Regions from separate parts of the Mus musculus genome. Here all the other regions are linked to region 4. The links are chromatin loops, found by intact Hi-C in ENCODE. Cell type or tissue: heart. All regions are shown on one strand. Region 1 overlaps Zdhhc13 (zinc finger, DHHC domain containing 13). Region 2 holds the start of Gm45086 (a long non-coding RNA gene). Region 3 has its middle 47 kb from the start of Gm2788. Region 4 overlaps Gm32849 (a long non-coding RNA gene). Region 5 overlaps Zdhhc13 (zinc finger, DHHC domain containing 13). Region 6 has its middle 13 kb from the start of Gm2788.

What was found. Peaks named below come from ENCODE experiments on the same cell type or tissue, not always from the same donor. Only the 100,000 strongest peaks of a DNase experiment are listed, where the experiment ranks them.
Region 1: a loop joins it to region 4, with 3 times the contacts of the local background. A loop is called at or near these places in 3 of 42 quality-filtered maps.
Region 2: it touches region 4 in a loop (3-fold over the local background); 2 of 42 quality-filtered maps call a loop at or near these places.
Region 3: it touches region 4 in a loop (5-fold over the local background); 6 of 42 quality-filtered maps call a loop at or near these places.
Region 5: it touches region 4 in a loop (2.9-fold over the local background); 3 of 42 quality-filtered maps call a loop at or near these places.
Region 6: a loop joins it to region 4, with 5 times the contacts of the local background. A loop is called at or near these places in 5 of 42 quality-filtered maps.

What each region holds. Positions count from the first base shown.
Region 1 is chr7:48,803,942-48,808,941 of GRCm38, forward strand. Zdhhc13 (zinc finger, DHHC domain containing 13) reads left to right here. Exons shown (of 17, transcript NM_028031.3): 6 at 409-473; 7 at 1,249-1,411; 8 at 1,628-1,753; 9 at 4,852-4,985. Among named protein-coding and RNA genes, the nearest start is that of Zdhhc13, 17 kb to the left of the region's middle. In heart, CTCF peaks have their summits at 1,917 and 2,846 (motif pointing right); no DNase peak of the experiment used is centred here.
Region 2 is chr7:48,747,357-48,752,356 of GRCm38, forward strand. It overlaps Gm45086 (a long non-coding RNA gene), which reads right to left and starts at 835. Exons shown (of 3, transcript XR_001778121.1): 1 at 652-835. RefSeq lists an enhancer at 1,645-3,624. In heart, CTCF peaks have their summits at 2,019 (motif pointing right) and 2,749 (motif pointing right); DNase peaks (open chromatin) are centred at 2,075 and 2,715; H3K4me3 peaks cover 941 bases; H3K27ac peaks cover 710 bases.
Region 3 is chr7:48,926,018-48,931,017 of GRCm38, forward strand. No RefSeq gene overlaps it. Among named protein-coding and RNA genes, the nearest start is that of Gm2788, 47 kb to the left of the region's middle. In heart, a CTCF peak has its summit at 2,530 (motif pointing right); a DNase peak (open chromatin) is centred at 2,554; H3K27ac peaks cover 1,950 bases.
Region 4 is chr7:49,063,868-49,068,867 of GRCm38, forward strand. It overlaps Gm32849 (a long non-coding RNA gene), which reads left to right. Exons shown (of 2, transcript XR_391458.3): 1 at 1-5,000. It also overlaps a transcript of Nav2 not described here. Among named protein-coding and RNA genes, the nearest start is that of Gm32849, 25 kb to the left of the region's middle. In heart, a CTCF peak has its summit at 2,554 (motif pointing left); no DNase peak of the experiment used is centred here; H3K27ac peaks cover 465 bases.
Region 5 is chr7:48,810,160-48,815,159 of GRCm38, forward strand. Zdhhc13 (zinc finger, DHHC domain containing 13) reads left to right here. Exons shown (of 17, transcript NM_028031.3): 10 at 1,166-1,266. Among named protein-coding and RNA genes, the nearest start is that of Zdhhc13, 24 kb to the left of the region's middle. In heart, a CTCF peak has its summit at 2,353 (motif pointing right); no DNase peak of the experiment used is centred here.
Region 6 is chr7:48,892,153-48,897,152 of GRCm38, forward strand. No RefSeq gene overlaps it. Among named protein-coding and RNA genes, the nearest start is that of Gm2788, 13 kb to the left of the region's middle. In heart, a CTCF peak has its summit at 2,189 (motif pointing right); a DNase peak (open chromatin) is centred at 3,517; H3K27ac peaks cover 3,864 bases.

The sequences.
Region 1 (5,000 bases), 260 kb before region 4:
TAAATATAAAAGGAGTTTTGATTTTTTTTTCTTTCTTGTTGAACTATTTGAAGCAGTGACTCTGAAGATAGGTAATCCACTGTTACTAGTGGATGTTAGTGTGAGCCCATGCAGCAGGATTTAAGCCAGATGGCTTCAAGAGCTCTCATTTTCAGTGGAGATTGTCAACTACCCTCCATTTTTCTTTCACATTATACAACACTTTATATTCATATTCTCCCTTTAAAATATTTTGTAGCATTCTATGGATTTTCACCCTGTTAAAAAAAGCACTTTTTTTAACTTAAGTAATATTAAAACCATTTAACAGTTACAGAGATGAAGGTGTTAAGGAAGTATTTATCTACTAAGAAATGCAACTTTTTATACTGTGTTCACAGTTCTGCTAATTGATTCCTTTTTGACTAGAGTGTGAATATGACAGATGTCAATGGACAGACGCCGCTCATGCTATCGGCTTACAAAGTAATTGGGTGAGTGTTACTGGATCCCGTCAGTCTGCTTCTTGGTTCCTATGAGCTTTCTGTAAATACATTTGCAAGTCCTTTGGTCTGTGAGATGCTGGAGATTTTCCACGTGGCCGTGAGGAGGTATACTTAGAATACACCATTGAGTACATTTTCTCTTGGTAGCTTTGACGGAAAAGTTTGAAAGTTTACTGAGTTCATATTCCTTAGCATATACTCATTAAGTGACTGATTCCTCTTTTGTACCTGAAGAAGTGGCAAATTTAAATGTTCTCATAATCACAGATCTCTATGGTAAACCTACTTCTCTAATGGCAGTGAATTTGAGGTTCTCTGCTGTTGCTGACTGCTCTGAAGACACTGATGAAGCTGGTACATAATGGGAGTCTATTATAGGATGAGGTCAGATACATACCTGCTTAAGTGAGACATGCTTAGTGTTTAGTTGTACAGCACTTAATATTGGCTAAGGTTAAGTAGACAGGTTTTTTTAAAATATTAATCACTAAATAAAACAGCAACATGAAGAAATTTTTCTTATCTCCTGTATTACTATCTAAATTGCATCATGGATACAGTAAGCTGCCATTTTTAAGGACCATCTTTCTTGTTTCTTTGATCTTTCCTGTCAATAACTAGACTAGAACTCTGAAGAGATCCCTTAGTTCTTCAGAGCACTTGCTGGTTAACGATACACTAATCTTAAATTTTCTCTTTGCAATTTCTTCTTGTATCTTCATCCTTACTAATGCCTTGTGATATTGTTACTGTTTTGACACAGGCCAGAACCAACTGGATTTCTTTTAAAGTTCAATCCCTCTCTCAGTGTTGTTGATAAAACACATCAGAACACTCCTCTTCACTGGGCAGTTGCAGCAGGAAATGTCAGTGCAGTTGATAAGCTTTTGGAAGCTGGTTCTAGCCTGGACATCCGAAATGCTAAGGTATGACCCGGTATTCTTTTCTTCAATTCTTTGTATCTTCAATTAAAAGATGGGTATTTAATATACTGGTAGCTAGGTACTAGAAGATAAATATTAACAATAATAACTACTCTTAGAATAAACATGTTGAGTCTATGATTCTGGTGAAAAAGTGTTTTAAACCTGTAATATATTTTAAAAATATGTTATTTATTATAATTTACTTTATTTTTTTAGGGAGAAACACCTCTTGATATGGCTCTACAAAGTAAAAACCAGCTCATTAGTCACATGCTAAGAACAGAGGCCAAGATGAGAGCCAACAAACAGTTTCGGCTTTGGCGATGGCTGCACAAATGCGAGGTATTGTGTGTGAAGAAGTTGTTAGCCTTTGTCTTTAGGGCAGCAGAGAAGGCTAGAGATTAAACTTTGTGCTGCAGAGGATCTGCTCATAGCATCTTTCCTATGCATCACACTGCCCAAAGTAAGAAATAGGGCATTTCACTGGTTGTTCAACGTTAATTTCTCAGGTAGATGGCGCTAAACTATATGTTACCTGGTGGATATTTGCAAATTGACTTAAGGAATGAATTGAAGTATAGAATAGGTTTGATTGTTAGAGTGGTACCTACTTGAGAACAGTTCAGCATCTCATAGACGTTTGCAATGTGAGGTATCAAAACTGGCCTTCTGCCCTGCCAGCCTCTGACTGAGCCTCCTCATCTGCTTAGGTAGCTCTTCCTTCCTACCTTTCTGTCATGGTTGTGCTGTCAGTCATCCCATTTATCCATGCTGGTGTCCTAGCTGGTCTTACGTCACTATGTCTCTGGAACCTGACCTCATCACTTCACAAATGCCATGTTAGTCCCGCCCCATTAGTCTTCATGTAGATTTATTTTCCTATTGAAAAATCACATTTTTTAAAACTTTGCAATTCCTCACTATAGTGTTCCAAATTTAAAGTGAGCTAAACAGTTGAAAAGAAAAGTTTAGGAACTTTAGCTTTCTCTCCTAAATGGCTAAGAAAACTAAGCTACAGTTGTGTGAATATAATTCACATTGACAAAATGGATATTTGGTTGATTAATGCTTTTGTTTTCAAATACAATAGTGTCTTTTCAAGTAATATTAATAGTTATACTTTCAGAATAATTCTGATTAGCAGTTGCAAGATTTTTACATAAAAATTCACAAGTGCTGTACTTAATTGTCAGTTGTGGTAAAGTAGGGAGGGGACTCCCCAACTTCTTCGAATTCAGTATGCCAAGATTCTGTCCTAGACCTTCTTTTCTACCTATGAGTTAGTTCCCTAAGAGGCGACTGCATCTTGCCATCCCCCAGATTTCTCTCTTCAGCATAGACCATCTAGATTGCTAAACTCAGTCACCTATTCAACTCAGCCAATCCCTGTCTGGTAGACACTGCAGTATAGCACATCAGGAAGTATCCTGTAGGCACCTGCAGATGGCGAAATAGAACCAGAACGCCTGTTCTCTTCCTTCCCACCTTCACTCATCTTCGCATCTCAAGAGGAGCACTCCAAATGTCTGCTCTGTCTACTCCATATTCACAGTGCTGTGGTTCTGGTTGCTCCTGCAAAGGCATATAAATGAAAGCATTTATAGATAGAATTTGACACACACACACACACACACACACACACACACACACACACACCCATCTCCAATGCCATGTTAGTACAACAGATGAGTACTTGAAAATGTAAGTCATATTTACCTCAAATTCCCAGATATCTTCCCATTCTTCTGAGTAAAAGCTAAATCCTGACAGCTGCCTGCTGTCTTAGTTAGGGTTTCTATTGCTGTAATAAAACACCATAGCCAAAAGCAACTTGAGGTGGGGGAGGTTTATTGTTGTAACTTACACCTCACAATCCTTCCTCAAAAGAAGTCTGGGCAGGAAATCAGGGTAGGAAAGTGGAGGTAGGGACTGATGCAGAGTCCGTGTGGGAGTGCTGCTTTTATCCCTTGTCCCCCTTACCTGCTCAGCTTCCTTTCCTGTGACATACTGGACCTCCTGCCTAGGTTGGGTACCTCCCACAGTGGTCTGGGCCCTCCCACATCAATCATCCATTCTAAAAATGCCCCACCTGCCAATTTAGTGAGGGCTTTTTCTCAATTTCGGTTCAGTCTTCCCAAATAACCAAGTTGTGTCAAGTTGACCTAGAACTAGCTAGCACACCTGCTAAGCTCCACATGTTCCAGCTTTTTATGTCCTGTAACATTTCTGCTTGTCTTCTCAACTGGAATTTCAGCTTCATGAAAGAAAGCCTTTCAGTTCATTATCTCCCGTGGGTAGAATAGCACCTCACACAGTAAATAAATAGTGTGGTTCGTGTAGAAGACTGTTAAATATCCAAGATTTACAGTTATTTCTCTGTTCTGAAACTATTTTGTGATTATATTATAGATTCTAAATTTATTTTTACATCAGTAAGTTAGAACTGGAAACAATTTGAAGACTTGATGCCATTTGAAATTATCTCCTTCCAGATGTATGAGTAAAAGTGGAGGAAAATAAGGCAAAGAGCACTTTTCCTCCTTGCTATTTCAAAAACCTAACTTGCTTTATAGAGACTTATACACAAAGCACCAAAATGCTTGTAGAGCCCAGTACCACTACCCATGGCCTGTTGGCTCTGGGTTTCATTCCTTTAACATTGTCAAAGCAAGCTGAAGCACTAGCGACCTAGAGAAATATTTTAGTCTTTGACCCCCTGAGTCCCAAGACCCCTCCTTTGTTCCCTGCTTCTCTGAAACCTTTCCCAGATTTTCAGCCTGGCTTTCCCATCATTCTTTCTTAGTTACATTTGGGAATCCTTTGTTCTTAATTTTGACTGCTTGTGTTGTTGGAGATCCTGCTTCTTTCTGCCTTCATAATCTTGAGGAAGGTCCTCATCTACTGCTTTCCCACCTCTGTGCAGATTACTCTCAAGACTTGCAAAACACTAGGCCCATTGTGCAGGCTGCCTCCTGGATCTGCCCTGGGTGTCCATAGCCATTCACAGGTCCACATGTTCCAAACCATGCTCAGCCCCTTCAGAACTATTTCTCTGGTATTCTTAGTGAGGGGTCATACTAGCTGGGGCTCAAGGTGCAGTTACTATAACCCTACAGTTTAGTCTGGATTGTATTGATTTTGGTAGTCCCTTTAGTTGCTTTATTCATGGTGATGTAGAATACTAACTAAAAGAAAATATTTTTATTACCACTTTCCTTTTAAGAATGCCATTTTTGAGGGAAATAACAATGCAAAATATTAAGCAAAATTTGTAAGATTGTCTCTACTATATAAATCAATCATTTTTTAAATTTGACAGCAATATGAAGAAAATTTATTAGTTCCATTAAGTTGTACTGTACTTACAAAGTAGTTCTTGTACTGAACTAGCTATTGTTATGAGTACAATCAAAAGTTCTAAAACTCTAATTTCTCAATAGCTCTTCCTGCTGCTGATACTCTCTATGATCACCCTGTGGGCTGTTGGATACATCCTGGACTTCAATTCAGATTCTTGGCTTTTAAAAGGATGTCTTCTAGTAGCATTGTTTTTTCTGACATCTTTGTTTCCAAGGTGTGTATATTAGTA
Region 2 (5,000 bases), 320 kb before region 4:
TCAGTAGTTCTCCTTTATACAAATAATAAATGGGTCCAGAGCAAGAAATTAGGAAAACAGCACCCTTGTACAATAGCCATGTACAATATAAAACATCTTGGTGTAACTCCAACCATCAAGTGAAAGATCTGTATAACAAGAACTTCAAGTCCCTGAAGAGAGATATTGAAGAAAATATCAGAAAATGAAAAGATCTCCCATGCTAACGGAGTGAAGATGGCCATCTTATTAAAAGCAATGTACAGATTCAATGCAATCTCCATCAAAATGCCAACACAATGCTTTATAGACCTTGAAAGAGCAGGTCTCAACTTCCTATGGAGAAAAAAAAATCCTGAACAATAAAAGAACTTCAGGAGGAATCACCATGCCTGACCTCAAGCTGTATTACAGAGCAACAGAAATTAAAAACTTCCTGGTATTGGTAAAGAAACAGACATGTTGATGAATGAAATCTAATCAAAGATCTAGAAATGAACCCAAGACCTAGGAACACTTGATTTTTTGATAAAGAAGCCAAAACCAAACAATGATAAAAGAAATTATCTTCAACAAATGGTGGTGGTCTAACTATATGTCTATATGTAGAAGAGTAAAAACAGATCCATATTTATCACCCTGCACAAAATTGAATGGAAATCTGCAACTTACAGGGGTGAGGAGGTGGGGAGCATCTCCAGGAAATGGCCATCCAACAAGGGCTCAAGTTGAGACCCATACCATGGGTAAGCACCAATCCCCGACACTATTATTTATACTCTTATTCTGCTTGATGTTGTCCTCTGAAAAGCTTCACCCAGCAGCTTACTCAGACAGATGCAGACACCAACTGCCAAACAGTGGATGGAGCTTGGGGACTCTTATGGAAGAATAGGAAGAGGGATTGCATGCCCCAACGGGTATAGAACTCCACAGGAAGACCAACAGAATCAACTAACCTGAACCCTTAGGGCTCTCAGAGACTGAACTATCAATCAAAGAACGCACACGGGCTGGACCTAGACCTGCCCCACCCCGCTCCCATATATGTAGCAGATGTGCAACTTGGTCTTCAGGTGAGTCCAGTACAACTGGAGTGGAGCTATCCCAAAAGCTGTTGCCTGAATGTGGGATATGTTCTTCTAGCTGGGCTGCCTTGTCTGGCCTCCGTGGAAAGAGAAGCATCTAGCTTCACAGAGACTTGAAGTGCCAGGGTGGAGGGGATACCCAGGGGGGCTCCTACCTGCTCAGAGAAGAGGGGATGGGGGAAGGATAGGGGCAGTGAGTGGGATGTAAAGTGAATAAAAAATAAAATAAAATTTTAAAAAATTTGAATGATACAGTTCAAACTACCAGGTACAAAAGATGCTGGGTTAGTCCTGTTATTCTGCCTCAAATTTCATTGCCAAGTTTCAGGTTAAATTTAAGACCTCCACCAAAAGTTTCATCATCATGTATAGAGCTGCGTAAGAAAAACCTTATTATTATTATTGTATTTTAATTGAGCCATAAAAGTTGTACATATTTATAGGATGCCATATAACACCCAAATATATAGATCTTTTACATGGTGCTCTAATTCGGACAAGTGTACCTATTTCCTAAAACATTTCTTTATGAAAAAATTTTCCTTTAGATTTTTGAAAATGTATTACCATTTTCTATAACCACCCTACTGTGTGCTGGCACACCAACACTCACTCTTATCTAACTGTAACTTAGTACCCACTGGTCATAATTTCCTTTCCTTGTTACTTCCCCCATTTGACTCTCAGTGGTTAAAAGATTAGCTTTTGTAAAATTCACATGAGATTATGTGCCATTTGTGTTTCTGTGTCTCTTTTTAGTAAGAATTGAATTGAATTGGGTGATTGGGTGATTGATTGATTGATTGATTGATTGATTGATTGATCGATCGATTGATTACTTTTGGGGATCCTAACACTGTGAGAACAAAGAGCAAGCTCGGATTCTCAAAGGCAATCACATTTTTTACAAGGTTTGTAAAAGCGATGTGACGCTACCATATTTGAACACTAGATGGCAGTCAATGGTGCTAAAATCTTGTAATCCTTAAGTAGCCTGCTTTGGCAGCGCGCAGGGGTTCCCTGCAGCAACTGAACAGTCATCTTGATCGTCTTAACTGTCCCGTTCTCTTCCTGGGCGTCTCCAAAACCTCTGAAACCTGGTTTAGGGGTACAAATCTCCATGATCAAGCAGAGCTGAAACTGCTCAACATACAGTTGACGCTTAGTCTAGGATGGAGCAGAGAGGAGGGCTGACACCAGGAAGCAAAATAAAAGCCAAGGCTCCCTGCTCGTCTGCGATTGAGGGAAGCCCCAGACCGCACCTCTGCTGCTGCTGCTTCTCTGGCAGAACACATGCCTTTCATGAGCACTGCCCACCGCTGAAAGCCTATCAAATCGGAGGGGGCTGTCACGGCTTTTGTAGTTCTCTCGTCTTTGGAATCAAACCATGGAGACCGGCTGCCTCAACATCTGTCTCAACAGATGGCTTGCCACACAGTGTCTCTGAATCTCAGGGCGCCTCGGTCCGGGACCTCCATGTCACTCTCTTCCCAGAAACCTTCAAAAGTGACTCCACCTAGTGAGGCCTGCCAGCCTAGTAGGGCCAGGGTGGGGCAGGGAAAGTGTTAACGACCCCTGGGTGGGTGTGGGAGGGGTAGTAATGGTGCCAAGGTGGGGCAGGGTGTGTCTGAACGCTTTAGAACAGGGCTGGGTAGGGATGGCCTCTGTGGCCCTGCAGTGTTAAACTTTCCCACAAGAGGGCGCTAATAGACTTCTTTCACGTGGATCCACCTTAAAGTTCTGTTGGCCCAGCTGTGTGTCCCTATGATCATGTTTGTGGGGCCTTTTGTGTTTGCCCTTCGAGTTTAAAAAGGTGTTTTTCTATTTATCAAAGATATTGCACTCACAGGGAACCTATCTCTTCTGGTACTTAGCACCCTGTGCCCTGCGGTATTGGGTTGACTTCTGTCTCCACTGACCTTTGATCTACCAGAACATACATTAATATTTCCTTGATCATAAATAACACTGCACTTGGCAATGACCCCATAGACTTTTCAGCCAATTGGGTAAACTTAAAGTTTGGAACACCGAAAAAGGCTGGTCAGAGTTTATTTAACACAATAAAAGGGAGGGTGGGTTGGTGATTAACTTGGCTCTAATTAGAGGAAGTTGTGGCATAATGGAGAAAGGGCAGCCACCGAACACAGTTGTGTAAGCCCTGGTGCTGGCAGTTTCTAGCTGAGTGTGGTGTCTGCCTGTCTCAGCTAAGCTCACAATGTCAGCCACCAGTGGGCACGCAGAGGGCAGCAATTAAATGGAGCGTGATCATACCTGTGGCCAGGGTGGTTAGCTTGAGACCCCATTCTACCCACCCTTGTACTGACAGTGCCCCTCCCCCGCGTTGTTCAATGTGTAGTTGAAAGAGGACCTGGGGAGTCCCTGAATATGTCCCTTAAATAAGAAGGAGGACCAGAAGTCAGTGCTGGGAGCTGGGGAAGGAACCAGGAAACTGAGAGCAAGCTGGGTATACTAGACAGAAGCTGGGCAGAGGGGTCACTGAAGGATAATGCATTTGTGATGGCTATCCCAGACTCAGGCTCAGGCAGACTCACTAACTGCCAGGGGTAGACATATTTGAATTTTCTCTTTCCTTCTTCCTTTCTTCCTTCCTTCCTTCAATCCTTTCTTTCTCTGTTTTTGTTTTGTTTTTATTTTTGTTTTGTTTCTCAATCTACGTTTTCTCTATGTAGTCCTGATTATCCTGGAACTCACTCTGTAGACCAGGCTGAGCTCAAACTCACAAAAATCCGACTGCTTCTGCCTCTGGAGCCCTAGGAGTAAAGACGTGCGCCACCATCAACCAGTCTTTTTTTTTTTTAATACAATATATTATGATCATATTTCCCCTCCCCCATCTTCTTCCAGCTTCTCTACCACCCCCAACCCACCCAACTTTATGCCTTCTTTATCTGTCTGTCTGTCTGTCTCTTTGCCTGTCTATCTATCTCACTCTCTTCCTTCCTTCCGCCCTCTCTCCTTCCCTCCCTATCAGTCAAACTTTATGCCCACTGCCCCTGTGTGGAGGCCAGAGTTCAGTCTCCAGTATTATCTTAGGTGCCCTCCACCTTGTTTTTTGCCACGGGGTTTCTCTCTTGGCCCAGCGCTCTCTAATTCAGCTGGGCTGACCGGCCAGTGGGTCCTAGAGATGTTCCTGTCCTCCCCTCCCCAGCACTGAGGTCAGAAAGGCGTGCCACCAAGCCCAGCTTGCGAGGTGGGTACTAGGAATCAACTAAAGAGTACTTTATATTGGGGCTGGAGAGATGGCTCAGCGGTTAAGAGGGCCGACTGCTCTTCTGAAGGTCGTGAGTTCAAATCCCAGCAACCACATGATGGCTCATAACCATCCGTAATGAGATCTGATGCCCTCTTCTGGGGTGTCTGAAGACAGCTACAGTGCACTTATGTATAATAAATAAATAAGTTAAAAAAAAAAGAGTACTTTATATTTATTTGCATTCCAGTCATTGCCCCCACCTCGGTCCTCCCTCCCATAGTTCCTCACCCCATTCCTACTCACCCCTGGCCTCCAAGAGGGTGCCATACACACCCCAGACCTCCCCCTTCCTTGGCGCCTCAAGTCTCTGAAGGATTAAGCTCATCCTCTCCCACTGAGGCCAGACCAGACAGACCTCTGCTATATATGTGCCAGGGACCTCGGACCAACCCTGTATGCTCCTGGTTGGCGGCTCCGTCTCTTGGAGCTCCCTGGGATCTGGGTCAGTTGAGACTGCTGGACTTCCTATGGGGTTGCTCTCCCCTGAAGCTTCCTTCCCCTAACTCAACCATAGGTGTCCCCAACTTCAGTCCAATGGTTGGGTGTAAGTATCTGCTTCTGTCTCCGTGAGCTGCTGGTAGGGCTTCTCAGAGGACAGCTGTGCCAGGCTCACGTCTGTAAGCACATCATAGCATCAATAATGTCAGGCCTCAGTG
Region 3 (5,000 bases), 140 kb before region 4:
TTTGCCCAGAAATCACTCTGAAGTTATCTCTCTCTGGGACGCCTAGCTCACCTTGCCAGAACTGGTGCACATGGGCTAGGTGCAGGACCCCTGCCTGGGGATTTCCCCACATCTGAGATTTCTGCCATGCCTGTCTCTCCTGCTCATCACAGCATATGGTATCTGACTCGGTTAGGGGAGAGGTAAGAGGTGACTCAGACTAGTCCTAGTTTCTTTCAGGTCTGCTATTGACAGTATGAACTCTGTGCAGACAGCTACAGGGTCTGACACTCCTATGTCCAGGCCTGGCAAGGGGGACTTTGAAAGATTTCCTGCCTTTAGCTCAACAGTTTGCCTCTGTTTCTTCTTGCTCTGCTATCACCCCGGAACCTCAGGCTCCAGTTCAGCTGCTTTGATGTGGCCTCGGGCAACAACAGGGGAAAGGACACTAGTTATCCTGGCTAGATTTATGTCAACTTGACTCCACCTAGAGTCATTTGGAAGAGAGAACTTCAATTGAGAAAGTGTCCCTACATTGAGAAATGAAAAAAGGCCCAAAAGATTGGCCTGTGGTACATTTTCCAGGTAATGATTGATGTGGGAGATGGACAGTACCATCCCTGGGCTGGTGGTCCTAGGTTTTACAAGAAAGCAGGCTGAGCAAGCCACTAAGCAACATTCTTCCACGATCTCAGCTTCAGTTTCTGCCTCCAGGTTCCTGCCTTGCTTGAGTTTTTCCTCTGGCTGTTCTCAGTGATCTTCACTGTGATGTGAAACTGTTAGATGAAATTAACCCCTTTCTCTCCAAATTGCTTTTTAAAAAAATTTTTTTTAGTCATGGTGTTTTGTTTTGTTTTGTTTATCACAGCAATAGTAATCCTAAGGAAGACACCAGTTAAAGTTATCCCTGTGCCTATTTGTCTGCTGTCCCCTGGCTAACTGGCTTGGCAGGAGTCCTTTGTATCAACCACCTTCACATTTAAGAACCACCCCCTCCCACCCTTTACCGCCAGCATCCATTGCCTTAGGGATGCTTCTGAGTAATGATTCCTGCCCCTTATGGAACTCCAAAAACAGGCTGACTGTATAATTCAAGAGAGGGAAACCCGCAGCTTTGACTTACTCATTACATCTCGCACCCTGCCTGTCCTGGTTACTTTTCTATTGCTGTGATCACATACCACACCCAAAGCAACTTAGAGAAGAAAAAGTTTATTTGGGGGCTTTTGGTTTTTTGAGGGTGAGTCCATGATGGCAGAATGAAGACATGGTGGCAGGAACAGCTATGAGTTCACATCTCAAAACCCCAAGCAGGAGGTCAAGAGTGCACTGGGGATGCTAGGAGGATTTTGAAGCCTCAAAGCTTGACCCCAGTGACGCACCTGCTGCAACAAGGCCCCACTAATCCTAATCCTTACCCAATAGTTGTACCAGATGGGGACTAAATATTCAAATATCTGAACCTTTGGGGGCCGTTCTCATTCAAACCACCACATATCCAGACCTCTTGGAAAGATCTGACACAGAATCAGGTACAGAACAGGATACTGATACCCACATCCTCCCCCCCCCACCCCTCTGGTTGCAGGCTCCAGGGCAGGTGCTTTGAACCCCTAAGAGAAGACACACAGAGTTTATCTTGGGCAGCAACACTTATGGGTGGCTGGGACTCTTTTTGTGGAAAAGACTTTGTAGAGAAGGCTTCTGAGACTGAGTCAGTCTCACTGAGAAGGAACAATGAACATCAGTGCTTAGCAGGGTCTGGGGGTGAGGAAAGGACAGTGTTCCTGCCAATTTCTTTTTTTTTTTTTTTTTGTTTTGTTTTTGGTTTTTTGGTTTTTTGGTTTTGGGGTTTTTTGTTTTTGTTTTGTTGTTGTTGTTTTTGTTTTTGTTTTTTTGTTTGTTTGTTTTTTGTTTTTTTTTTTTTTGAGGCAGCGTTTCTCTGTATAGCCCTGGCTCTCCTGGAACTTACTTTGTAGACCAGGCTGGCCTCGAACTCAGAAATCCGCCTGCCTCTGCCTCCCAAGTGCTGGCATTAAAGGCGTGCGCCTCCACCGCCCGGCTCCTGCCCATTTCTTATAATTCATCTAAACATCTTCAAATTCATCTAAACTGCAGCAAGTGCCCATAGTGATCAATCTTGATAGTCAGCATGGAGAGGTCTGCAGTTAACTAGGAGACACACCTCTGGATAGGTCTGTGGGGGTCTTTCTAAGGAAGGGATAGGTGAGGGAAGTCCCTATTTTGGAGTGGGCATCACCTTCCAACATGTGTGCAGTTGCAAAAGGATCTGAAGGAAAAAGTGCCATCCACTTGCCTTGGTGTCTCTACCTCCCAAAGCTTGGGTTGAGAGCCTGAGTTTTCTGTTTGTTTGGAGCCTTAGATTACAAAGGCACCTGGTCTGATCTGTTAGCATCCCAAAGCAGACATCACAGCAGAGTAGGAAGGCTCTGGGACATCTATAGATCCCACTTGGAGCTACCTCTCTGACCTCATTTCCACAGCATTCGTAGTAAGCAGCAAAGTAGCTCTTCTGGCGCCGAACCAACAGGGGGTGGCAGAGAGCAGGGATGAGCCAGGCCAGCTCAGGCAGTCCCAACCCCAAACAAATTTCATTATTGTGTCTCTCTCCACCTCTTCTGGAGCAACACCATGGCTGGGCAGCCTGTGACTCATGTAATCTCAAATTCTTGACACTACTGTCTTCACAGCAGAGTGTGGTCTCAGGGCACAGGAAGACCCCTAGACTAACAGAGAAAGACTTTCACTGGGAGTCAGGGGAAGAAAGACCTTTGTTAGGCAGTTCACTACTTTAAGAGGAGAAGGAAGGAGAGTGAGTGTGACAGTAGCAGGAAGCCTGTAGAGACCCAGGTTTTGTAGATGTTCTTTCTGTCCATCCTTTCAAAGGAACAGATGATGAAATAGGTCCCAGAGTGCTTAAATGTTGTGACCAAGATCATATCACTGAGGAGGGGCAGAGCTTGATCTTAGACGTCTGTCTTTCTGGGCTTGGACTCTGGAGCCCTACCTAGAAGCAGGCAGAAAAGTGGATCTGGCTTTAGGCTATTACTGAGGGGAGTTCAGTGGGTGGAGAAGGCAATGGCTTTCCTGGTACAGTTTTATCTCTCCTGACCACTACAGGTGCCCTACTGTGTTGACCAAACTCATAGAGTGCATCTGCCCAGCGAGGTGGGCACAGAGTGCAATGAAGTGCCTGGCCCCAGCCCATCTTTTACTAGCATCCCATCTCTTTCTGCACCCTTTGAGAGTCTCATTAGCTCTTATATCCTTCACCCCACGAATCTACTTCTTCTATTCTCAGTTTTCTAAACCATCCATCTATTAGGTGAAGAACAGGATTATAGCAAAGACAGCCCAGAAAAGGGCTGAAAAGAAACTCATATGAATGTCCCAGGGCTCCTGAAAGTCACTGATAGAGCTGCCCACCCTGGGAAAGAGCTGTCACTGTGGAAGGCCACACCAGGAACAGGCCAATGATGTTGGAAAAACACAAGAAAGCATAAAGGAGAGACACACTCTCCCATCTTCCTCTCTTCATTCATTTCTCCGGTCTGCACTTCTAGGGTCTTCTCCTTAACTCTGCTTGTGAGTTGTCGCGTGGTAATTTTTGTCTTTTAATGATAGGGCCTGCTGTAGCCCAGGCTGGTGTCTGATTTGCAACTAAGAATGGCCTTGAGATACTAATCCTCCTGCCTCCTCCACCTCCTTAGTGCTTGCACCTGCACCATCACACCCAACTTATATGGTGCTGGGAATAGAACCCATAGCCTCATGATGCAAGGCCAGCACTGTACCAGCTAAGGTGCATCTCTAGATACTCACTGATAATTCATCAATGCCCAAGATAGTATCTAACATGACATTAATTCATGCTGTAAGTTCAGAGTGAACATATTAATTTGAAATGTTTAAATGCGTGTATAATTTTAAGTAACGCTATAGAAGGAGCTGTCATGACTTGGATATGAAGTATCTGCCCAGAAGCTTGACGGTGGAAGACTTCCTCAGCTGGTAGTACTATTTTGGGAGGTTCTGGAACCTTTTAGGGTGGGGCCTACCTAGAAGAAGCCGATCTTTGGGGGGGGGGGTGTCCTTAGGAGCTGTGCCATGTCTTGGGCCCCTCCCTCTCTTTCTCCCTTTCCTTCCTGGCTGTGGTGGTCACCACAGACCTCCACAATGACAGATTGCCTCCTTACAGGACTAGGAAAATGGGCCCATCCTGTCCCAGACAGGAGTCCTCAGAGCTATGAGTCGAAATTAATTCTGCCTCTTTAAGTTGTTTTCTTGGGGGATTTCTGTCACAGTAATAAAAAGTCTAACCAACTAACACAGATGTAGTGAAAATTCTTTAAAAAGCGTCACTTTAAATGCCAGATAATAAACTCTGCAGGGCAATAAAGCATGTGGTGACTGTTCCTGCAGTTAGGGGCACAGGAGGATTATGGAGACTAAATTGATTTTCCATTTATCAAGCGATGACAGGGCCCAGGTCTGCTTTGTTTGCTTTCTTAGTTCCCTGCTCCTGGTCAAATGAACAGATTTGAATGCCTAGTGGCCCGTGGCGACTATGGCACTGCCCTTTCTGGTCTGGCCGTAGTGCTGGGATTTCTCGATCCAAATTGCTGAGTGAGCCAGCTGGCCAGCTCTGTCCTGAAGGGCAGGTTGCCCAGAGTCCACAAAATTGGTAAGAGATTGCTTTGATGGTGCCCACTTGTGTGGTAGTGGGCAGAAGCCTTTGTCTCTGTCCAAAAAAACAAAAAACAACAAAAAAAAAAGTGGCTACTTTTCTTTTGTCCTTCTCCCAAGGGTGATTTTTTAGGAAGTATTTTAAAGAATTGTGTGGAAAATCTGTTACAGGTCTTTAGATGCCCATCCCCCACCCCCTTTCCCTTCCAGGTCCAACTGCAGAATGATCCTTTTCCAGAAGAAAGAACTAAGGGCAAGGTCAGGAATAATAATAATAATAATAATAATAATAATAATAATAATAATAATAATAA
Region 4 (5,000 bases):
GGTCATTTTCTTAGGGAAGATTTCTAGAAATGGATTAAAATCCATGAACTTTTAAAAAAAAAAGCCACTTGTGATTTTTTAAAAAATTTATTTACATTCCAAATGTAGACCACTTTCCCACCTATCTTTTCAAGTTCATAGTTCAACCTTTAAGGGTTTAGGAAGACTAAATGAAAAGCCTCGTCCTGCAGGGCCAGGCTTTTCAATGTTCACTCAGGTTTTCAAAGCCCTGGCTGATGGTGCTGTGTGGTCTGGCTTTGGCGGACAATATTTTATTTTAGGCAGTGTTTTGTCCTCTTCATTTTAGCTGGGGAAATTGCAATGCAAATGGGGTTCGCACAGATCGAACATGATGTAAATGCAGAGATTTTGGAGACAAACAGCTGAGGTTTGAGTCCCCTGTTAAGCAGTGTTAAACAATGGACCTGTCAAATAAGAGAGGATCAGTCTTAACACACAGAATTGTCCTCAGGAGAATTAGACAAACGAGACTGTGTCGTCTCCCTGCTATAGGACATGCCATGTAAACTTGAAGTCATCTTTTCCCCAAGTGGCCAGGAGCAATCTTCATGTAACTGTGACGTCCAGGTCCTTTCCAGAAAGCCCGCCATCTCCTCACAAACTTTTGACTGCTTTCTCAGCTCCAGTTTTGACCCCAAGAATGCCCATATAGAGATATGAGTCAAAAAGCTGCCGAGACAAGACTCAGGGTGACAGGGAATGATGGAGTAGCTATCTCTTTGGGGGTTAGCTGCAACCTCTCCCATCCATCCTGAGGGTGGATGAGGTAAGGTAAGGGATATGGACAGCCTGGGGCTTAGAAGCTTGGCCCCAGCCTCCTGCTTTCTCTTTTTTTCCCACAGATTAGAAAAACTCATCATTCCTAGAGATGTACACCTCTCTCTGTCTAATGTTTTCTCCACATTTTTTTTTTTTACACAGCAGCCCACCCCAGTGAGCTGCCTATATTAGTCTGTCACAGGGCATTGCAAGGAACCCTAATTAAGAAATCCCTTGCATGGAGGCTGCATGGGATAGCAGAAGTGAAAGGATATGGTTGTGCACAGTCCCAGTCACCAGCCCACTCCTAATATCTGCTCAGAGAAAAGGCTTGCAGATATGCCAAGCAAGCACGGTCCCATACTGAAGCCTGGCTGGGTTCACAGCTCTGAAAACTGAACACCAGCTGAACTAAGGCTACACCAGGCCAGACTTGCTAAGTTCTGTGTCCCACCAGAGATCACCAAGTATAAAACAAAAATTATGACAACCATTTAGCTAAAAACACCAGACTGTGTATGTGTGTGTGTGTGCCTGTGTGCATTGTGTGTGTGTGTGTGTGTGTGTGTGTGTGTGTGTGTGTGTGTGTGTGTGTAACCAATGGGAAACACACCACTGGTAAATACTTGGCAAAGTGTTGGAAGCTGGGATGTGAGCCAGGCTGCTTTCAGCCTTCATTGTGTTGAGTTGTCGATGTTTGTGGTGCCGGCTGTGAAGCCAGACATCACTGGGCCTAAGCAAGCATTCCACCACTGAGCTATAGCCCTAGCCTCTATTCTAATGTTTTTTAAAATAATATATTCATCGATCATTTGTGCAGTTCAGCTAGAAATCCATTGTCACTCTTGAGACCAAACATCAAAGTCATGTCCTAAGCTTTGATCCCCAAAGAGAACCCTTGTTGCCATTTCCAGAGAGCTTGAGGCCTCAGAAAAATCCTCTGCCTCTCCAGGCCTCAGTTTCCCCATCATTGAAAAGAGATCCAGACCCCTTCTCACATGTTAATAAGTAGGAAGGAGGTAAAGCTGAAAAAGTCGAAAGCCCAATGTCACTCAGGAGTTGGGGAAGGAAGTGTCTTAGCGTACCCAGCTTCCAGAAGACACAGCCTGGCTAGGCTTCGTGGAGACTTGCCAGTCAAATGAACACCTGCTGGCTTCAGCAGGCCAGGCCAGCAGCTCTGTTAACAGTCAGCCTGGTTAGCCCAGAGAAGAAATGCCTGGGTTCCCTGGTTTACACCTGCATCTTCCAGGATGAGGGCAGAGGTCTGTCCTGGACCACTCTGGGTAACCTGGGACTTGGTGTGTGCTTCTGGGACAAGAGCAGTGAGCCTGAGTAGCTGCTGGGTTCTGTGGCAAGTTAAAGCGTCTGGGGTGGGTTTTCCTCTCCTCTCCATCCTTAGAACTGGGAGGACAAAGCTTTCCTTCTCTGTGAAAAGCAGCGGACCAGCAAGGCGGGCAATCATGCAATGCAAATAAAGGCCGCTTTTGAAGGCGGTGAAGGTGGGCCTGCTGAATTAAATTAACATGGCCCATAAATACAGAGGTTAAAAAAAATGGGAAGCCAAGTGTTCACAGGCTTTTGTCCAGAGCAGAAATAATCACAGGACAATGGTCTATTTTGTTTGGATTACAGGCCCATGATATCACATTAGCCCAAGCCTGGCAATATTTATGTCAAGAACCGCTGTTTGTGAAACCCTGTTGTCCCAATTTATCCCTGTGGGGAATCCCTCAAAGCAAGGCAGGCTGGCCTGGGGACACCTCTGCCCCCTGCTGACCAGCCATGGAGAAGAAAGGCCCAAAGGGTTGGAAGAAGGAGGAAAGGTTGCAGGCACAGGGATGAAATTCAGCCCTAAAACAGAATGGCTCTTCAAGAGGCAGGCTGTCACATCTGTCTGGCCTGCTTCTCTTGAGAAATAAAAATGCTAGCTGCATCCAACGAGTGCACGCATGTGGAGTGAGCCAAGAGAAGGTGGCTGCCTCTTCCCAACTCATGCCAGTTAGCATGAATCGGGTCTGGTAACTCCACACTGCTGCCTCCATTAAGAGTATAACACTCTTACACGGTTGTTTATGGTCAGGAAGTACCACTGCGCGCACACACACACAGCACTTCCAATGGAAGCTCTAAACTGGGGCATCTAGAGTCCTGTCCTTTCCTCTAACTTTCTCCATTACACTTGTGTTTCCTTCTCTCCCCTCTCTTCTTCCCTCCCCTCCACTTCCCTCCCTTTCCTCTCCTTCCCTCTGCTTTTCCCTTTGCCCCTCCCACCACTTTCTGTCTGCCTGCTTCATTGCTACAGGTTTCCACATTTCCGCTGGACTTCCACTGGCCTGCTATGCTACAGGTCTCATTGCTTCATCAGGTGTTCTTAGTCAACATCCCTCCTATCTTCCTACTTTGTACCCCACTACCCAGTGTCCTTATTTTTAAAACAGAAATACATCACTTCCCCCAAGGTACTTCTCAAGTGACCACAGCTCAACAGGATGTTAGCTTCAGTGATCTTGAGTGGAAAGCCTCTTGGCAAGGACATATGGCTTGGATATGAGGCATCTGGGGTCATAGTCAAATTCCTATCTAGCATGAAGCTTCAGTGGCCAGTGTTACCCTCCCAGTCCTCAACCTTGGGTCAAGACATCCTGTCAGCCCCCACAGTGCCAAGTGCTGCTACTTTTCCATCTCATTTCTTCCATCCCACTTGGCTTTACCTTGCCAAGCCCCCGTATGACATCAGGGGGTTCTTGAATGGGAAACCCATCCCCTCCTGTCATGTTGTGTTCTTGGCCATCTTTTGTCTACAAACCAGGTAAATAGAGATATCAATGTGTCCAGTCTTGGGTTACAATGAAATGGTCAACTTGGGGGGGGGGGAATATCAAAGGACATTCTAAGGCAAGCCAGTGCTCAGATAGCCCCCCACCCTTGCTGGCCTGGGGTTACCAATGAGAGCTTTACTCTGAGGTCTTGTCATGTTTGGGAGCCTTTTGTGCCTGTCCTCTTGTTTTCTGTCTCCTGCACGTGATGCTTGTTGCATATGTTGCACCAAAGCCTTGTAAAAGGCCCCGGGGCTGCATCCATTTTCCTTATGTTATTTATTACATCTTATACATTCAAATGGTTGATCAAGAAGAATTTGTTGAGTGGGGCAGCAACCCCTTAGGAGATGGTACCCACCTTCCAAGCATATAAATAATAAAATACACATCGCACGGCAGAGCAGAAAGAACTTCACAGTCAAGACAGAACTGGGTTTCTGTGCTCACGTGGCCTTGGCTATATGGATTCACTCCAAGTCTGTTTCCTCATCTGCAACACCAACTGCGTACATTGAAATTCCCTTCCTGGGCATTCCGGGGATAGGTTCTGACACCTGACAACTACCTACAGGAAATCATTTTTCTTGTGGTGACTGAAGGTCAGTCTGGGCTTCCTTTTGAGACTCTCCCATCACCACACTCTCATGGCTTTTTCTCAGGCAAAGAAATGTACAGTCCAGGACAGCACAACACCATCTTATATATGAGAACCCAGAAGCTCAGAGAGGCTGAGGGTCTTACCTGGCATTTTCTAACGAAGAGCCAAGCTTGAGATTTGATCCTGGGGTTCTGTGCAGTGTACAGCCTTCAGCACATCAGGGCAGCTCCTGTTGCAGGGTTTGCGCCACAGTGGCCAGTCAGTGCAAATGTTAGTCAGCATCAGGACTAAGTCAGCACTGATTTTGCTCTAAGCAAGAAGCTAGAAAGGTATCCTAGATCACCCCCAATCCTTGGAGAACCCTAAAGGGGAATCTTCTATGTGGCATTAAGAAAAAGTGGAACCAGGCTGAAGGATGTCTAGGGTCCATCCATTAGAGAAGGTGAGGAGGGGAGAAGGGTGGAGGAAACTGAGCAGCCATGCCAAACAAAGCCAAGAGGAGTCCTGCTACCCAGAGTAAGGGGACAGGCGGGCCCATAGCTAGAATGTCTGATGGAGGGTGTATGTGTGTGTGTGTGTGTGTGTGTGTGTGTGCGTGTGTGTGCACGCATGTGTGCGTGTGTGTGTGTGTGTGTGTGTGTGTGCATATGTGTGCATGTGTGTGTGTGTGTGTGCGCGTGCATGTGTGCGTGTGCCATGGTGTACATTGATAGGTCCAAGGACAACCTCAGGTGTCAGTTCTTACCTGCCACCTTGTTTGAGGAATGGTCCCTTTAGTTGTTTTTGCTGCTGTGCAGCATATA
Region 5 (5,000 bases), 250 kb before region 4:
TCCACCACTAGCCATTTCTGATGGCAATTTTAAGATATATCTGGGTAGACACTATGGCAGATGCCAACAAGAGCCTGCTGACAGGAGCCTGACATAGCTGTCTCCTGAGGGGCTCTGCCAGTGCCTTACAAATACAGAAGTGGATGCTCACAGTCATCCATTGGACAGAGCACAAGTCCCCAATGAAGGAGCTAGAGAATGTACCCAAGGAGCTGAAGGGGTCTGAAGCCCCATAGAAGAAACATCAAAGAACTAACCAGTACCTCCAGAGCTCCTAAACCACCAATCAAAAAAACACATGGTGGAACTTGTGGCTCTACCTGTATATGTAGCAGAGGATGGCCTAGTCGGTCATCAGTGGGAGGAGAAACCCTAGGTCCTGTGAAAGTTAAATGCCCCAATATAGGGGAATGCCAGGTCCAGGAATGGGAGTGGGTGGGTTGGGGAGCAGGGCGAGGGGGGGAGGGATAGGGGATTTTCGGAGGGGAAACTAGGAAAGGGGATAACATTTGAAATGTAAATAAAGAAAATATCTAATTAAAAAAAAAGATGTATCTGGGTAAAATGTATTTGTTTATAAGGTGACTATATTGAGTTTGATATGGAAGGCATTTCTGTGTTTTACTTTTGAAACTATAGTACTGACCTTTTGAACAGTTACGCAATCCTCAGGCTGCTTGTTGTAGCAGTAAGGTTGTTAGTGTGTGGTGACTACTGTCCTTTTAGCTGTTGTGTATTTTCATGTCCTTTCTGCTTCTGACACCAGCTCAGAGTCAGAGTGCTAAGGTTCTGTACACCTGCTGTTTCACAAACAGTTCTTGACAAAAACTTGCTTACAAGTGAAGGTGAATTTCTATTTACATTTGTATATTTTGGTATATTTAAAAATTATATGAAAAATATGATTTGTCACAATAGAAATATAAACTATTCGTTGAAAATATATTGTTTCTACGAATGAAATAGTTATTAGTAACTTAGAGGAACTGGAATGTGTACTTTTGGAAGGTTATTGTACAGTTTTCTCATGTGCAAGAATAAACTGACAGTCAGGGGAGAAAGCTGCTGCTGGTGTAACTGTCATTGTTATTGGAGAATTAGAAGAATTAACATGAATCATACCAGTGCCTTACTTCACTAACATGCTCTACCCTTTTCTTTACAGGTTTTTGGTTGGCTATAAGAACCTTGTGTACTTACCGACAGTCTTTCTGCTAAGTTCCATTTTTTGGATATTTATGACTTGGTTCATCTTATTCTTTCCTGATATCCTTTAAGCTTAGATGAAATGCATATCTTGTTTTACTTTCAAAAATCATTAATGCCAACTGGGCATGGTGGCACATACCTTTAATCCCAGCACTCAGGAGGCAGAGGCAGGCAGATATCCGGGAGTTCTAAGCCAGCCTGGACTACAAATCGAGTCCAGGATAGCCAGGGATGGTTACACTGAGAAACCCTATCTCCAAAAACCAAAACACAACAAAATATTATATCCATTTGTAACAGCATACACATGTCCAGTCTTCATCGCTTTCCAGACTTCCTTCTTTGTCCTTGCTATGAAGCTGTTGTAACACTGCTTTGCTTATATGACAAGAAGAAATGTGATGGGGAAGAAGTATGCTTCTTAGCTTATTGCCTTACTTTCTATGTTCTGCGTCTCTTTCTGATAATGGTATTTCTGAAAAGAAGAGGGTGTTTATCGAGGAAATACATAAGAGAGATATAAGGATCTTTCCCATAGGAACGAAGAGGATGGCATATGAGTTTTCAGAGTGCACACATCTATAGCCATTGTGCCTGTTTTTGCTTTAATACTGTTTAACTGTTTAATTAATTCCAACCTTTGTTTCTAATATGGCTTATTTTCCTTTAACCTAAATGAAAGCATAAGTAGTATAGATATCACTGGGCTTAAAAGAAAATATCTCTAACCTTTGTCCTGTAATTACTGATTTGGTGGTTGTTTTAATGAACACCAGCTTTCTTATTACCACTGAAGGCTACCACAGTTCCTATCAGATCATTTATAGGTGACTCAGTTTTCATAGAAGCTAGGACAGGGGACATTGTATTGAAAAGGGATGATTGGTATTTTTATGTCACTGAACAATTTTTGAAATTATAGGTAAGTATAAGCAACTTCAGTTATTCTAGATTTTATACATCAGATTATTTTGATTTTGCAGAATCAAAAATTAACAAGACATAAAATCCCATCATTTATTAACCTCATTTGCAGAAATTCTCACTTGACTGTAAACTAGGAAGTGCTTGGTACTTAAGTTAGAAAAATTGATTTTCATAGCTAGATAGAATCTTAAGTGTCAGGAGGAACTCCCATGCTAGAGTGAAGGCATGCAAGCCAGTAGATGGCACAGCTCACTCAAGGCTAGTGTTACATGCTGCTAGAACTGCCCTGTGGGTCAGCTGCTGTTTTGCCTGTAAAGACATAGCCCAAATATTTAGACTTGCCTTTCTCAGGCTGCCAATTAGGATTGGTCCTGGGCTTCTGTCCCATAGCCAGTGATCTCTTATGGGAAAAGGGTGAAGAACACTCTGGAAGCATGTTGTCTTGGTTCTAAATTTCAGGACCTTTTTCTTATTTCGTTGTTGCAGATGAGATCTCACTTTGTGGTGCTGGCTACCCTGGAACTTACTGTTTTGGCCAAGCTGGCCCCAAATTCACTGAGATTCAGATAACTCTCCTGAGTGTTAGAATTACAGGCATGTACTACTGCTCCCAGTGTAAAGGCTGGCTTTCCTTCCTGTCAGGGATTTGAACCCAAGGCTCTCACAAGATAGGCAGGGATAATCACTAACAAAGATGACCTTTTCTTTATGTTAATGTGCCATTGGGCAAGTTACTTAACGTCACCAAGTCTGTTTTTCTGTCAGGGGGCAATAGTACCAAACTCTTGAGGAAGCTGCAAGAATTACTATGCTATGATGTATAAAGAGCTGTATACAGTCCTCACTACATAATTGGCATTTATAAATAATACTTTGTGTTTTAGGGACAACTCAGTGATTGTTTTCTTAGGTTCTTTCATGTGTGCAGTAAGTAATGTATTTGGATTTTATGAGAAGGACTGGATGAAAGAAATGAGCCTTAGTAATGACTACAATTAAGATTTGGTAAGAAATGATGAGCCACTGAGTGCTTCCTTTATGGTCCTGGCTATACTTAAGTCTAAGTGCTAGATAGGTAGGTGTAAAGCCCTATATGATTTCAGAGTCAGCTATAGATAAGACTTAGTTTTTAGGTCAAATAGCAAATAATCTGAGGAGCTTGCTGTGCTGATATACAGACCTGTGATTCCAGCACTTGGGAGATGAGGTAGGAGAATGGAAAGCTTGAGGCTGACCTGGGCTCCACAGTGAGTTCAAGTCCAGCACAAACTCCTAGGTCTCACTTACACCAGAAAAGGAGCAAAAGAGGGAAGAGAGTTGGTGTGACTCATGACTGAGCTTTCAAGAAAGCTGTCCTACTCTGATTTAGTAGTAGTACAGGAATGTGTGTGTCCACACAGAGCAGCTCACACTAGCCTAGAATTCCCTCTGTACCCCAAGTTGGCTTCAACTCAAAAACCTCCTGCCTTAGCCTTCCAGGTGTTGACATTCAGCTCAAAGTTCAGTTTCCAACTTTGAGTAGTAAGAATTGAGCATCTGTTTTATGGCCTCTGAAGTTAGTAGAAGGTAGCTCAGTAACGCCTTGTAAGGCAATACTTACTGTGCTGGGCCAATAGTATTTACATTGGGTAAAGTCAGGCTTACTACTGTCTCATTGACTTATTACTGCACACTCATTTCTTCTCTGGAGCAAAATGGTACTTTGTAACTTTAAAAAGTACCACTTTAAAAACATTTTAAAGTGGACAGTTTTTAATCCTTATAATCTTTTTCAGAATTAATATACTCATATTAACAGCTTTTCCCAAATAGGATATAATGTTCAAAGAGGGCAGTGGGTTTATTTTTGTTTGTTTGTTTGTTTTTTATGAATTAGTATTTTCTTTTACTTACTCACTTTACATCCCACTCACTTCCCCTCCCAGCCACCCCCTCCCACATTCTTTCCCTCCATCCCTCTTCCCCTTCTCGCTGCATGGGTATCCCCTACCCAGGCACATCAAGGCCATCTTCCTTCTATTCTTCCATAAAAGTCCCCAAGCTCCATCCACTGTTTGGCTGTGGATATCTGCATCTGTCTTTAAGTCAGCTGCTGCGTGGAGCCTCTCAGAGGACATCCTTGCTAGACTCCTTTCTGCAAGCATAATAGACATTATATCTAAACCCTAGATAGGAAACAGAAGAAGGAGGACTGCCAGTGTTTCACACCATGGTGCAAGTTTGGTACCTGTGAGGAAAAGGTCAGAAGAATTTGCTATCTTAATAGAAAAGGTTCAGAAATACAGACATGACCATAATGGTATGGTCTCATTTTCCCCAGCATGGTCTGCTTTATCCCCACCTCACTTTACTCGTTGTCTTAAAACACACCCCAGCCCCTGCATTTCTTATAGATAGGATACATTCTGGGTTGAAAGTTTTGTGGATGGGTTGATTTCCCTATCGCTCCGTTGGAGTTCCTGCCTGGGTACAGGCAGTGACCTTTCCAGTTTCCATATCCCCAGTGCTGTGAATCACAGCTAAAGTCACCCCCATTGATTCTTGGGTACCTCCCATATCCCAGGTCTCTGTCTCTTCCTGGAGATGCCCCCTACCTCCTCGGCCCTGTCAATTGCAGATTTCTATTCATTTTCGTCGCCATCTGGCCATCAGGAGGACAGTTTCTAATTTAGAACAGTTACAAGGGCAGATTACTAAAGTCTAGGAAGAAACTCATGTAAGCATTTATCTACTTTACAGGGAAAGTGCATTGAAATCTCAGACCCAAGTGCATTTCTTTGAATTGTCTTGTGAGAAAGAGCAAAGAATGTGTTTCTGGATGGTCTGAGGAAAGCCACAGTTACACCTGAAGAACTTATATTTGG
Region 6 (5,000 bases), 170 kb before region 4:
GTGTTTGGTTTTTTGTTTGTTTGCCCAGAAAGCAGGGTCAGCAAGGGAAATGTTAAGAACCACTGCGGCCAGAAAATGTCATCCAGAGGTGTGCAGGGACTGGGGAGACAGCTCAGTAAGTAAGGCGCTTACTTTGCAGACAGGAGGACCCTAGTTGATCCCCAGAACTCCTGTCTACCATGCCTGGTAGCAAGCATCTATGATCTCAGTGCTGGGTGAGTGGAAACTGATAGATCCATGGGGTTTGCTGACCTGGCAGCTTAGGTGACTTGTCAAGTTCCAGGCCAATGAGAGACCTCAGCAAAAACCAACCAAACAAACAAATAAACACAATGAACAAGGCAAACCACATTTGAGAGATGGTATTCAAAGAACTTCTGGCTCCTATGTACGTGTGCATATGCAGTTGTATATACGCATGCACACAAACATGTGAACATACATATGCAAGTATACAAATCAAAACAATCAATCAAACAAACAAACCCCTCGATGTTACCCTCTGCCCCACTCCCAGAGCTGGAAAACCTGTGTGCTTGTCACTGGGTATGCAGCACTCTCACATTAGCAGTTGGTGCTGCCCTCTGTCAGATAGACACACTGTCAGTATCTCCTGACTTCTAATCCAGGCCAGAGAGCGGTAAATTCTGGACAGGAATACATCCTCAGTGGGTTGGATCCTGGTGACTTGTTCAGTCCTCACCGTGTCTGCAGGCTGAGACGGCATATGGACCAGACAAAGAAGCTTTGCTGTACTGTAATAGCTGGATGTGGGATCACACCTTTAATCCTAACACTTGGGAGACAGAGGCAGGAAGGTGGACAAACGATCAAGGCCAGCCTGGTCTACAGTGTTACATAATGAAACCACCTCATACAAACCAGAAGGAAGTGTGTCTGTGTGTGTGTGTGTGTGTGTGTGTGTGTGTGTGTGTGTGTGTGTGTGGTGTGTGCGTGCTCATGTGCATGTGCACAAAATCTAGTGGAAATGCAACCTAAAGTCTACATTTAAGTTAAAGGCAAATCAAAGAATGAATAAAACGTAAGCCTATTATAAAAAAAGCCAGCAGGGGAGGGAGGACATAGTGGGCCATGGCTGAATTCTTCGCACAGCTGTAGAATAGGGTCAGATTCCATAAGAAAGCAGGTGTGTGCACATATGGGGATCTCTCTCTGTAGCCTTTGCACGGGGTCAAGTCACACCCTAACATGATGTTTGCTTGGGGAAGTGGTGGCTATATCTTACTCAGAACCCCGCGCTTTATTTTACAAAGGATTTTCACGGTCATTTTCTTGTTAGGTCATCCCATGAAACTCCATGCCAGCCCTCCTCTGCCACATCATAGTGCCTTTATTCATATCACAGCCCCTGCTGGCAGGAGCTAAACGCAAAGCTGGAACCACACTTGTCAAGCAACGTCGATGGTGGACACGTTCAGATGGACACCGTCCGTCAGCTTGGCTGACAGTCCCGGTTCAGAACACCACTTTTCCTAACTTGAGGGCGGGGCATATGATGGGCCAGCTTACATCCCGGAGCACAGTGACCCTTTCAGAACTGACAACCAGCGCCGTCCATCACTTTCCCTCCGAGTGAGCCCAGGAGAGGCACCTACCTCTCCATGCTTCAGATATTGGGAAGGATCTGTGAAAGAAGCTGAAAGTGGGAGAAGGGCAGGAACCACCTGTCCAATTCCAGATGCCTGCTGGGAGCGTGGCTGGAGAGTTTGTACATTTGTCCCTGTTTCTTATGTTTAACATAGAGACTTCTTTGGGCAGCCTTGGGCTTGCCCCAGCCATTTGACTCTGGTACAGTCTCACACTGCTTTGTCATACCATGTCACAGCAGAAGGTCGAGATCAGTGGCAAGCACTCATTCCTCCAGGGAAACCTGTAAAACAGGAAGGGCAGGAATTATTCCCTTATTTTTCACAAGGAACAATAAGGAAAAAAGGAAAATAAGGCCTATCCATCTGTCCCTCCATCCGTCTGTCCACTCATCCATTCATCCATCTTGCTTTAACTCAGCTAAAATTTATTAGTGCACTCCCGTGTTCTAGGAACTGTGAAGTGAAAAGGGGAAAGGAGGTTTTGGAAAAGCTCCTGGGAGAGTATACAAATCCATACAGGAAAAGGGGCGACCATGGCTCCGGGTTTTTAGAAAGTTGGCATGTCATGGCAGGCTGTGGCCAGTAGGTGGCGCTCAGGTTTCCAGACGATCCAACCGTTTGTATAGTCCAAAGCTTTCATTTTCATATCCATTACTGTGTCTGAAATCAAATTCTAAGACATATTGAAAGACTATATTCAATTTTATTTTAATTCAACTTATTTGCTGTTAATTGTTCCATGCTTTTTAAAAAATGGACAAATTAAATCTGGTTGTGTTATGGCTTCCTGCTAAGTGAAAGGCATGGCCAAGGAAATTAGCCTCCTAAATACGTTAGCACCTCCAGTGAGTGGTATTACCAAATGCTGTGAGGAGCTAATGCTGTCTGGGAACGATCTGGAAGAATACACAAAAATGTCAGATATCAGCTCAGGGTGGAACTCCAGATGGTTTTATTTTTGATACTTGTCTGGTTTAGGGCAGAGAAAGAGCACTTTACTTTGCCTGTGTATTTGCTTGTGTGTCTATGTGCCCACATATGGACGTCTGGTGTCCACAGAGGGTAGAAAAGGGCATCAGATCCCCCAGAACTGGAGTTATACTGTTGTGAGCTGCTGTGTGAGAGCTGGGAATCGAGTTTGGGGGCGTCTGAAAGAGCAGCCAGTGCTTTTGAGCTCTGAGCCAGTGCTCCAGCCTTGCAAGTTAGTATCTTTATAAACAGAAGTGCTAAAATGACGAAATATGTGGGAAGTCATTTCTTGCTGGAATCCAGAGATACTCCCGTACCAAACAGTGTTCTGGACATGGGTCTAGTCATGATGGTGGGTTGGCTTGGGCCTAGCAGCACCAGAGCCCTTGACACGGGAATAGGGAGCAGCAGAGGACAGGTATACATACAGACTCACAAGTTTCTGTCCATCGCTCGCTAGTGGTCAGGGCTTGTCCACGTTCTCTGTCTATGTTTTGGGGCCTCACTCCTCAGCTGAGCTCTGCGGCAGATTTGTTGCTGTTTAGGTTTGGGTTTTTTTTGACGGGGTGGGGTATCTGTTCGTTTGTTTTGTTTGCAGTGACCCAGTTTTCTCATCTTAAAGTGGAGTTGCTAGAACTGGGGAAAAAGGGAAGAGAAGAAAAAGCTAAAGGCTCAGTTCCCTTTGGATTTCAGGGAAGCAATAGACTGCTTTCTCTGCACAGCTCAGAAGTCCAATTAGTCCCTTCCTTCCAGGTCCTGCTCCTCTGCATTTTCCTGGCAACCTCAGGAGCAGGTGTCATCCGCTTACATGACAGCAGAGCCATGTGAGAGTGTTTATGGGTGGAAATATGTGCAGGTGACAAGGAAGGTGTGGGAGACAAGGAGGACCAAGCCTGTGTATAGCTGAGCTGGGGACCTGCCAGTGGGAAGGAGCTTTGCCCATCTACCCAGGCACCCAGCTTGGCAGCTGAATGGAGAAGGAGATGCCCACCGCATCTGCTGGGGGACTGAATGGATTTGGTGTCTGGCATGGACCCTTTCCTGCACTGATCTCAGGCAAGCTTCTCCCTTTACTCTTCAGCTTCCTCGCCGCATTCTACTGTTCTGTCCTGAAGAGACTCAGCAGGGTCCTAGGTGTAGGAAGAGGAGACACAGTGAGTGGGGGAAGAAAGCAAGTAAAAATAGACAGAAGTATCCTGATTGGAGATGCAGCTCAGCACAGCACAGAGCTTGCCTAGCACATGAGAGGCCCTGAAATTGCAGTCCATGCTCACACATGTACACACACACACACACACACACACTGCACGGAGAAAGACAGGGAGAGACAGACACACACACACACAGAGAGAGAGAGAGAGAGAGAGAGAGAGAGAGAGAGAAGAAGAGAGGAAGAGAGGAAGAGGGAAAGGGAAGGGGAGGGAGGGAGGGAAGGAGGGAGGAAGGGAGAACAATCTATTTCTGGTAGTGATGGGTAACATGGTGGTGACAGGTTGGCAGTGTCATTTGATAAGATGCTTCGGGAGGGACAAGGTCACTCTAGGGAGGAGACCCTATAGCTCACTAAGAGTCACTCCATGAGATGCCACGAAGCCACATTCTAGACAGAGGGAAAAAAAAAATCTATTTTCTTACCTGAAAATGAAGAGAGGAGACTTAACTTCTACAGCACCAAGAGCAAAAGGATTTCAAGTTCCCCCAATCGTTTCTCGTGGCCCATCAATTCCAATCCAGACGACCTAGGACAACTAATGCTTTAGGTTTAGGGCGGAGCTGCTGAACAAAAGCCTGTGCCCTCGGTGGCTCCCACCTGTTTGGGGCAGTCAGTGCAGACAGTTCAAACACCTTAATGCTGCTGTGGCATCATGAGCATGTATCTTGTTCTGGAATGTTCCTCTACATTATCTTTCTTTTACCAATCTCAAGTGCCAGAGGAGGAGGAAAGGAAGGAGGAGGAGAGGAAGAGGAGGAGGAGGAGAGAAGACACCATAGGTTCATCACAATAAAGTACTGGTGTGGTGGCTCTCAAGTGAGGAAAGGCTGGGAGGGCTGAAGTTCAGCCTCCATCTAGATGCCCAGCTAAATCGCACAATGGACCCTGGATCCTGGTCTCCTCAGATGCAATGAGCATGACGGTACTACCTTTGGGAATTTCCTGAAGTGAAAGTGCACAGCACATGAACCATTTTTAAAACGTCAAATTTCATCACTTCGTTTGTTGGGGAAGATAATAAATGAAGAAAGTGGTAATATAACAGATAGTAATAGTTGCTACTGAGGCAAAACAGGGAATGAATGGGGATGTGGGGGTGGGGCAGAGAGGAAAGGCGGCGGCAATCTAGTAGGTGCTCTTGGTAGAACAGGCAGCAGGTACAAAGGCTCGAAGCAGGGGTTGTCCTTGCGTGGGGTGTCCCAGGAAAC